Linked DNA regions of Homo sapiens: all the other regions are linked to region 2. A link is a loop called in an ENCODE intact Hi-C map of the cell type or tissue named here. Cell type or tissue: A673. All regions are shown on one strand.

Region 1 (2,500 bases), 540 kb after region 2:
GAAAGTAGGGAAGCAAACTTTACTGTGTGAAGCTTAAAGGAAGGAAGAAATAATACTAAAGAAGGAATTTGAGAAACAGAAGAGTGAAGGCCCTGCATGGAAAAAAGGAGTGAAGAGAAATCAAAGGTGGACATTTTCTTAGAGACAGGGTCTCACTATGCTGTCCAGGCTGGTCTTGAACTCCTGGGCTCAAGCTACCCTCCCACCTCAGCCTCCCAAAGTGCCGGGATGACATGTGTAAGCCACCATGCCTGGCCTGAGATGGACATTAATTAAAGACAGATTTGCCCTCTTTAGCATTTTGTCCTTACTATTTTATTTTTGTAAATAGGTAGGCTGATGTGACCTGATGAGAAAATATCTAGTAAAAACACTGTGCAAACTAAGAATTGAAGACATTGAAAAATTCTTTTTTTTTTTTTTTTGAGACATAGTCTTGCTCTGTCGCCCAGACTGGAGTGCAGTGGTGCGATCTCGGCTCACTGCAACCTCCACCTCCCAGGTTCAAGCGGTTCTCCTGCCTCAGTCTCCCAAGTAGCTGGGATTACAGGCACCTGCCACCATGCCCGGCTAATTTTTGTATTTTTTTAGTAGAGATAGGGTTTCACCATGTTGGCCAGGCTGGCCTCGAACTCCTGACCTCAAGTAATCTGCCCACCTCAGCCTCCAAAGTGCTGGGATTACAGGTGTACAGTGCTGGCATGACATGCCTGGCCTGAAAAATTCTACTTTCTATATGTTATTTTTTAATTGTTCTTAGTCTTCTTTTCATAAATGTTACTTTTTAAAAAACATGCTCTACATGTTCAGAGAAACTTTCCTAGGAAGGAACTATAGAAACGATCCCTTGCTGGGCATGGGGGCCCACACCTGTAATCCCAGAATTTTGGGAGGCTGAGGAAGGATTGCTTGAGCCCAGGAGTTTGAGACCAGCCTGGGCAAGACAGTGAGACCCTGTCTCTACAGAAAAATTTTAAAAATAGCCCAGTGTGATGCTGTGTGCCTGTAGTCCCAGCTACTCAGGAGGCTGAGGTGGGAAGATTGCTTGAACCTGGGATGTCAAGGCTGCAGTGAGCCATGATGGCACTATTACACTCCAGCCTGGCTGACAGAGTGAGGCCCTGTCAAAAAAAAAAAAAAAAAGAAAGAAAGAAAAGAAAAGAAAAACAAATGACCCCTGAAAGCATAGTCTTTAAATGTTACTTCCTGATGAATGCCTTTTTGTAAATGAATTCAAGATGTAGATAAATGAGAAATGAAATAGAGACGATTATATTTCAGTTATATAGCTCACTCATCCATTTGGATAATTTTTCCATATTCTATAAAATGTCACCATCTGCTGGGGGAAGAAAAGATGTACAATTCAACTTTGTTGCGTAAGTGGTATTTCAAATCAACATGATTACTTAGAACTGTAGAACTTTTCTTTAGCAAGATGATTACACTAGCTCAGCTGGTGAAAAATTACCAGAACACATAGGCAAATACTATTCACCACTGTGCTTTGTTTGAGGATATTCTTTCTCCAATGGGCAATTCAGATCAATTATCCTTTAAAATGTTTTAACAAGTAGCACTTTTTGTTTGTTTGTTTTTTGAGTCTCGCTCTGTCGCCCAGGCTGGAGTGCAATGGTGCGATCTCGGCTCACTGCAACCTCCGCCTCAGCCTCCTGAGTAGCTGGGATTACAGGCACACACCATCATGCCCAGCTAATTTTTGTATTTTTGTAGAGATGGGGTTTCATCATGTTGGCCAGGCTGATCTTGAACTCCTGACCTCAAGTGATCCTCCTGCCTTGGCCTCCCAAAGTGCTGGGATTACAGGCATGAGCCACCTCGCCCAGACTCCTTTTCCATTTTCTATTCATATGTTCACTTTTACATACGTACACTTTTACATAAACACTTTTACATATTTTACAAATAGCAGTTTGTGGGGATATTTTTTTATTAGAGACATTGTAATCATCCAGTGGGTCCTTCTGTTAGAATAGGTAGCTAGGCAGACATGAACAGGGCAGGAGAAGGCCCCCAAATCCCCAGGCAACCATCAGGTGATGGTCAGGTGGTTGTTAAACTGTCTTGCTAAAATAATAATTGGTCGCAGCTGGCACCAGAGAAAGGCAATCTCTCAATGGATAGAAACACCTGAAGCTGGTAATGAGCAACTTCCAAATAAGATATCAGGAGTTAGGCAAACGGGCTCAAGTATGTGCACTAAGAGGCAAAATGGCGGAGTTTAACTGGTGTATGACATTCCTCTAGGAACGCTTGACTGGTAAGGGAAAAATGCCTCAAATGAGCATGTGCCTAACTTCAGTAAACACACTGTGCGTGCAGCCTCATCCAAGTGCTGGCAGGCCATGGTGCATGCAGACAGCCCACTCCAAGGAAAAACAGAGGAGAAATGGAAATCTCAGAACCATGCCAGCGTATAAAACAAGTCAAGGGCTGAACAGCACACTTGGATCTCTCAAGTTGCCCACTTGACCCTCTT
Region 2 (2,500 bases):
CTTTGGGAGGCTGAGGTGTGTGGATCGCTTGAATACAGGAGTGCAAGGTTGCAGTGAGCTATGATCGTGCCACTTCACTCTAGCCTGGCCCATAGAGCAAGACCCTGTCTCAAATAATAATAATAATAACATTTACAATAGCTCCCAAAAGTGAAATACTTGGATATAAATCTAACAAAACATGTACAAGATCTGTATGCTGAAACCTACAAAACACTGATGACAAAAATTGAAGAAGGCCTAAATAACGGGAGAGACATGCCCTGTTCATGGATAAGACTCAGAATAGTAAAGAAGTCAATTATCTCCAAATCGTTTTACAGATTTAAAGCAATTTCAGGCCTGGCGCGGTGGCTCATTCCTGTAATCCCAGAGCTTTGGGAAGTCAAGGCGGGAGGATCACCAGGAGTTTGAGGCCAGCCTGGGCAGCATAACAAGACTTCGTCTCTGAAAAGCAAAAAATCCAAAAAACCAACCAACCAAACAAACGAAAAAATGACCATAGTGGCACGCACCTGCAGTCTCAGCCCAGCTACTCGGGAGACTGACGTGGGAGGGTTGCTTCAGCCTGGGAGGTAGAGGCAGCAATGAACCATGATCGTGCCCCTGCACTCCGACCTGGGTGACAGAGTAGATCCTGTCTAAAAAAAAAAAAGCAATTCCAATTAAAAAATTGTAGCTTGATTTCTTTTGTAGATATCGTCAAGCTGATTTGAAAATTTATATGGAAGGTCAAAGGAATTAAAATAGCCAAAACAATTTTGAAAAAGAGCAAAGTTACAGAAATCACACTACCTAATTTTAAGACTAATTTATAGTGACAGAAAGCAGATCAGTGGTTTCCTGGGAGCAGGGGACAGGCAGGCAGAGGGGCTGAAGAAAAGGATTATGACAGGACAAGAAAAGTTTTGGGGTAGTGGATAGATTCATTATCTTGTTTGTGGTGTTGGTTTCATGAATGTATATATGTGACAAATTTGTCAAATTATACACTTTAAATATGTACAGGCCAATTATAACTCAATAAAGCTATTTTTAAAATAAGTATTCTTTCCAAAGAGACATATTACTTTTACATCCAGTAGGTGGCAGCTGGAACCATGGATTTTGACAGCATGTTTGAGTCTAACCCTCCAGCCGTATTTTAGTTTGTAAAATAACATATAGGAGATGAAATATCTATGTAGGTTAGTTAGCATTGTGGTATATTTTATAAGATTGTGATGAAAATAAAAAGGAACATAATAGGTCATTACCAGGTTACTATTTATTGTTCCTTGAAGCTTTAATATAGTTAAGTATGAAATGCAGAATCAAGAAGAGATATGTACCCACCCACCCTGGCAATTTACAAAGAATCAAGAGGCTGATTGACAGTTGAACGATTCTTCGCCCTTCTATAGTACCTTTTACAGAAAGCCTTATAAGTGTGTTATCAAAACCACCTGTCACCCCTTGTTAAAAATGCTCTGCCTTTTAAAAGTTGTAAATTAAAACTTAACGCTGTTAATAAAATCATTGCCTCATTTTTCTTTCTAACTAGATTGAAATTTCAGGCCCAGAATTCTCTAGTTGTCTTCAGAGCTCCCTCTGGCAGGAAAGAAGACCTGTCCTCATCCCGCATAGGAGTAGGGAGCAATTCCTTTGACCCCCAGACCAGTTATCTGTTGAAAAAGAAAAGAGGGAATCTCAGGTGAAAGGTAATTCACAAGTATTCTTCAAAAGCATTTTTATGATTTGTAGTAATATACTTAGCCACCTATTATCTTTGTTTTATCTCCTATCATAAAAAGGAATTACCTGACTGGATATTTATGGTCCAACCCAATTATTCATATAGTTAATAATTCAACTAGCAATCATTTACGACTAACTTAGATTTAAAACTGGATTACTCCTATCATCTGCCGCCTGCTAAGAAAGGGGTTTCTACATTATGTATTTCTTTTCAGCTCAAAAGCTCTACGATTTTTATCAGTGTTTATTCTGCTGCCAAAAGATGTTTAAAATCTGAAAAATCCTTAAGACATCAAAACAATCAACTGATCTTCTAGGCATGTTGTAAATACTGGCTTTCCAAGTTCATTCTACTGATCTGAAGAATTTCAATAAACAGGAAGTAAAAAAATTAATGTACAAAGTAGGCTAAACAGATCATCTTGGACTTCAGATAACTTACTCTCTAGAAAATTGAAATAAAATGTTTTTCAGTCTAGTATGATGAGCTTAACATGCTAAATAGGATTATGCTTTGGAAGTATGCAAAAGTACCAATCACTCAGTTACTTACCCCTGTAAGTATTTGGGATCCCCCACCCCCAAAATAAAAGAAATAGCCATATCACCTTGAAAATTCCACCAGCTTCAGGTTGCCTCAAAAGACCCTCGGGGTCCATCCCATCCCGGGCGCAGGTCACATACATTTCAGAGTAATTCTTCCCTCCAAAGCAGCATGAAGTTGTTTTATCAACAGGCAACTTCACAGTTTGAAGTCTTTTCC
Region 3 (2,500 bases), 450 kb after region 2:
GATTGGGTTATGTTTTCACTTCTCTGTGTGGTTTCCCCTTTTGCTAAGGAAATGCTGAACTGTTTTCCACAAATTTGACATACTCGTACCTAGCCTGTTTTTTAAATTTATATTGACTGTGTAGTGCTTGGGTTGTGTTGGGATCACAGTTTTAGCTTATATTATTTTTTACTTATTTATATTTTACTTCATGTTACTAGCAGAATCATGTAAGTAATAGGAGTGTTATTATTCTGAAAAAGTGCTGTACAAAGCAGTACAATGCTTTTTCATTGTGTTGGGGAGTTTTGCAAAAGACAGCATCAAATAAAAGAAAATCATGCCTTTAAGGTTCTTCTTTCTGAGTAAAACAACTTGGCCCCTGAAGCATGAATGAATAGAGTTTATTAGCCCCAAATGGCAGCAGTGCATTTTGAGACAACATTGTCATTTAATCCTTATAAGTAGATCTTCTTCTTTGGTCCCCGCAGGCCTCAGGGGAGCAATGGCATTTGCGTTGGCCATCCGTGACACGGCATCCTATGCTCGCCAGATGATGTTCACGACCACCCTTCTCATTGTGTTCTTCACTGTCTGGATCATTGGAGGAGGCACGACACCCATGTTGTCATGGCTTAACATCAGGTTGGTTTGGAACCAAGGCTAATTGAGTATGTCAGTTGTCACCGTTCCTGAGAATGTTCAACAACCTGTGCAGGATGTGCTACTTTAGTTCATGGAAACCTTTTACAGTCTTTGGTTTTGTTTGTGAGGGGGGATTAACAATTTTTTTTAAAACAATAAGTAAAAGTTTGGAGTATGGGGTTTTCCAGGAGAAAAAATGTAGTCATTAAAAATTTTTGTCAGTGCAAACATACAAAGAATGAGAAGTGCCTGGATCTTGCTAGAACAGTGACATTAGAGCAAAAATTTAAAAAGTCTTAAAGCTGCGGGAGAGAAAATAGACCAAGAGCCCCTGGCAGAGTCCAGTATTTCATGTTCCTTTGAAATGAAATCCAGACTCTGAAGAATAAGCTCACCAGCCAGAAATAGAGGCAATTAGAGTTTTATTTTAGCATGAAGCTGTATGCTGTCTCTTCTTGCTTGAGTGTACAAAAGAGGTGACATTTCCTGGGTAACCCTCACCTGTTGCAGTTTCATGGATGTCCTCTGCCTGTGGCTTTGTAGCTGTGTCAGGACAGAAGGAGCACTGATACGAGTTTGACTTTTTCAAGAGCGCTTGAATTCCAAATTGTGTTTGTGAGCTCCAGCATCTTATGGTAAAGAGGTCACTGGAAATAAGGTTCAAGAGACCCACAGCCCAACTCTGGCTTGGGTTAAAGACAAGCCCCTCATGTCTTTGGGCCTCAGGTTTCCTCAGTGTTAAGTGAAGACACTCTGCCAGGTGATTTCAAGGGCACTTCAGCTGTAGGTGTCGTGCTGCACATCACTGGATGTGCTCTGGCCACTTGCCACAGTTTCAGGTCTGCAGAGGGTGACCGTGTTCTGGAACAAGAAGACACTTGGGTAGTGCAAAGGTGTGAATAAAAATTCTCTGAAAAGCCACAAGGTGGCAATGGTTTTTCTTTCTCTGCTGGCTTTTTTAGTTTGTATTCTCTAGACTGTAGAATGCCCGACACAGCTGCAGAGCGTACATAGCTTGGAGGAGAGAAAATGAACAGAGATCTCCCAGTCATCCTTGGGGTTGGGGGGAAGAAACTAAAATTTGAGAGAATCATCTCCTGTGTCTGGGGTTTTTGTATAGATGTTAGGCAGAGATTCCTGGGCTGCCACTTCTGCTGCCAGCCACTGCCACTTCCACTTCCACTGCCAGCTTCACCATTTCTGGGCTAGTGTATCTCTGCCTGAGATCCAGGTGGGTCTGCAGAACCAATATGGGGTTTATCAGTGTTAGTCATAATAATAAGTAACACTTACGTTGCAGGCATTGTTCCAGATACCATACATATATTAAGATAATTCTCATAACATTCTTATAAGGGAGATAGGACTATTATCTCAATTTTAGAGTTGGGGAAACTGAGGCACAAAGCAGTAATTTGCCCAAGGTCACAGAGCTTTAAGTGGACAAGCTAGGATTTGAACCTAGGCACTCATACCACAGAGTCCACACTCTTAACCACTGTGCTATACTGCCTGTAAGAAGAGTTATAAAATTTGGGAAGGTTAGAATTTCAGTTTCCTGGCATGAATCTCAAGGGTTGGATTAAGGAAAAGAATCCATCTTTGAGAATATAAACCTGAAGAAAATTTACAGTCTCTTACTTTTAAACTTAAGACATAAGATGGTACCATCTTTGTTCTATGTAGCAGAATTAGGGCAAGAAAAAAGGTTTACCCTCTACACAGTTGAGAATCTTTGCATTTGGTGACCTCTGAGATTACTTCCTGCTCCTGTTTGTCTGGTCACCTAGTAGATGCTCTGGATGCTCAGAGCCTCATTAAATCATGTTTGTTTTTCATGCTAGTTTATAAATCCTTTTCTCCCCCACCCCTCAAA

The links. A loop is a pair of places that touch in the nucleus more often than their neighbours do. Peaks named below come from ENCODE experiments on the same cell type or tissue, not always from the same donor. Only the 100,000 strongest peaks of a DNase experiment are listed, where the experiment ranks them.
Region 1: it touches region 2 in a loop (3-fold over the local background); 4 of 110 quality-filtered maps call a loop at or near these places.
Region 3: it touches region 2 in a loop (2.3-fold over the local background); 2 of 110 quality-filtered maps call a loop at or near these places.

The regions. Positions count from the first base shown.
Region 1 is chrX:46,554,019-46,556,518 of GRCh38, reverse strand. No RefSeq gene overlaps it. Among named protein-coding and RNA genes, the nearest start is that of ZNF674-AS1, 9.8 kb to the right of the region's middle. In A673, a CTCF peak has its summit at 1,350 (motif pointing left); a DNase peak (open chromatin) is centred at 1,328.
Region 2 is chrX:47,092,061-47,094,560 of GRCh38, reverse strand. It overlaps RGN (regucalcin), which reads right to left. Exons shown (of 8, transcript NM_152869.4): 7 at 2,346-2,500; 8 at 1,248-1,664. The coding sequence ends at 1,614. Among named protein-coding and RNA genes, the nearest start is that of RGN, 15 kb to the right of the region's middle. In A673, a CTCF peak has its summit at 1,097 (motif pointing right); a DNase peak (open chromatin) is centred at 1,120; H3K27ac peaks cover 657 bases.
Region 3 is chrX:46,641,360-46,643,859 of GRCh38, reverse strand. SLC9A7 (solute carrier family 9 member A7) reads left to right here. Exons shown (of 17, transcript NM_001257291.2): 12 at 471-624. Among named protein-coding and RNA genes, the nearest start is that of CHST7, 69 kb to the right of the region's middle. In A673, CTCF peaks have their summits at 1,328 and 1,536 (motif pointing right); a DNase peak (open chromatin) is centred at 1,569.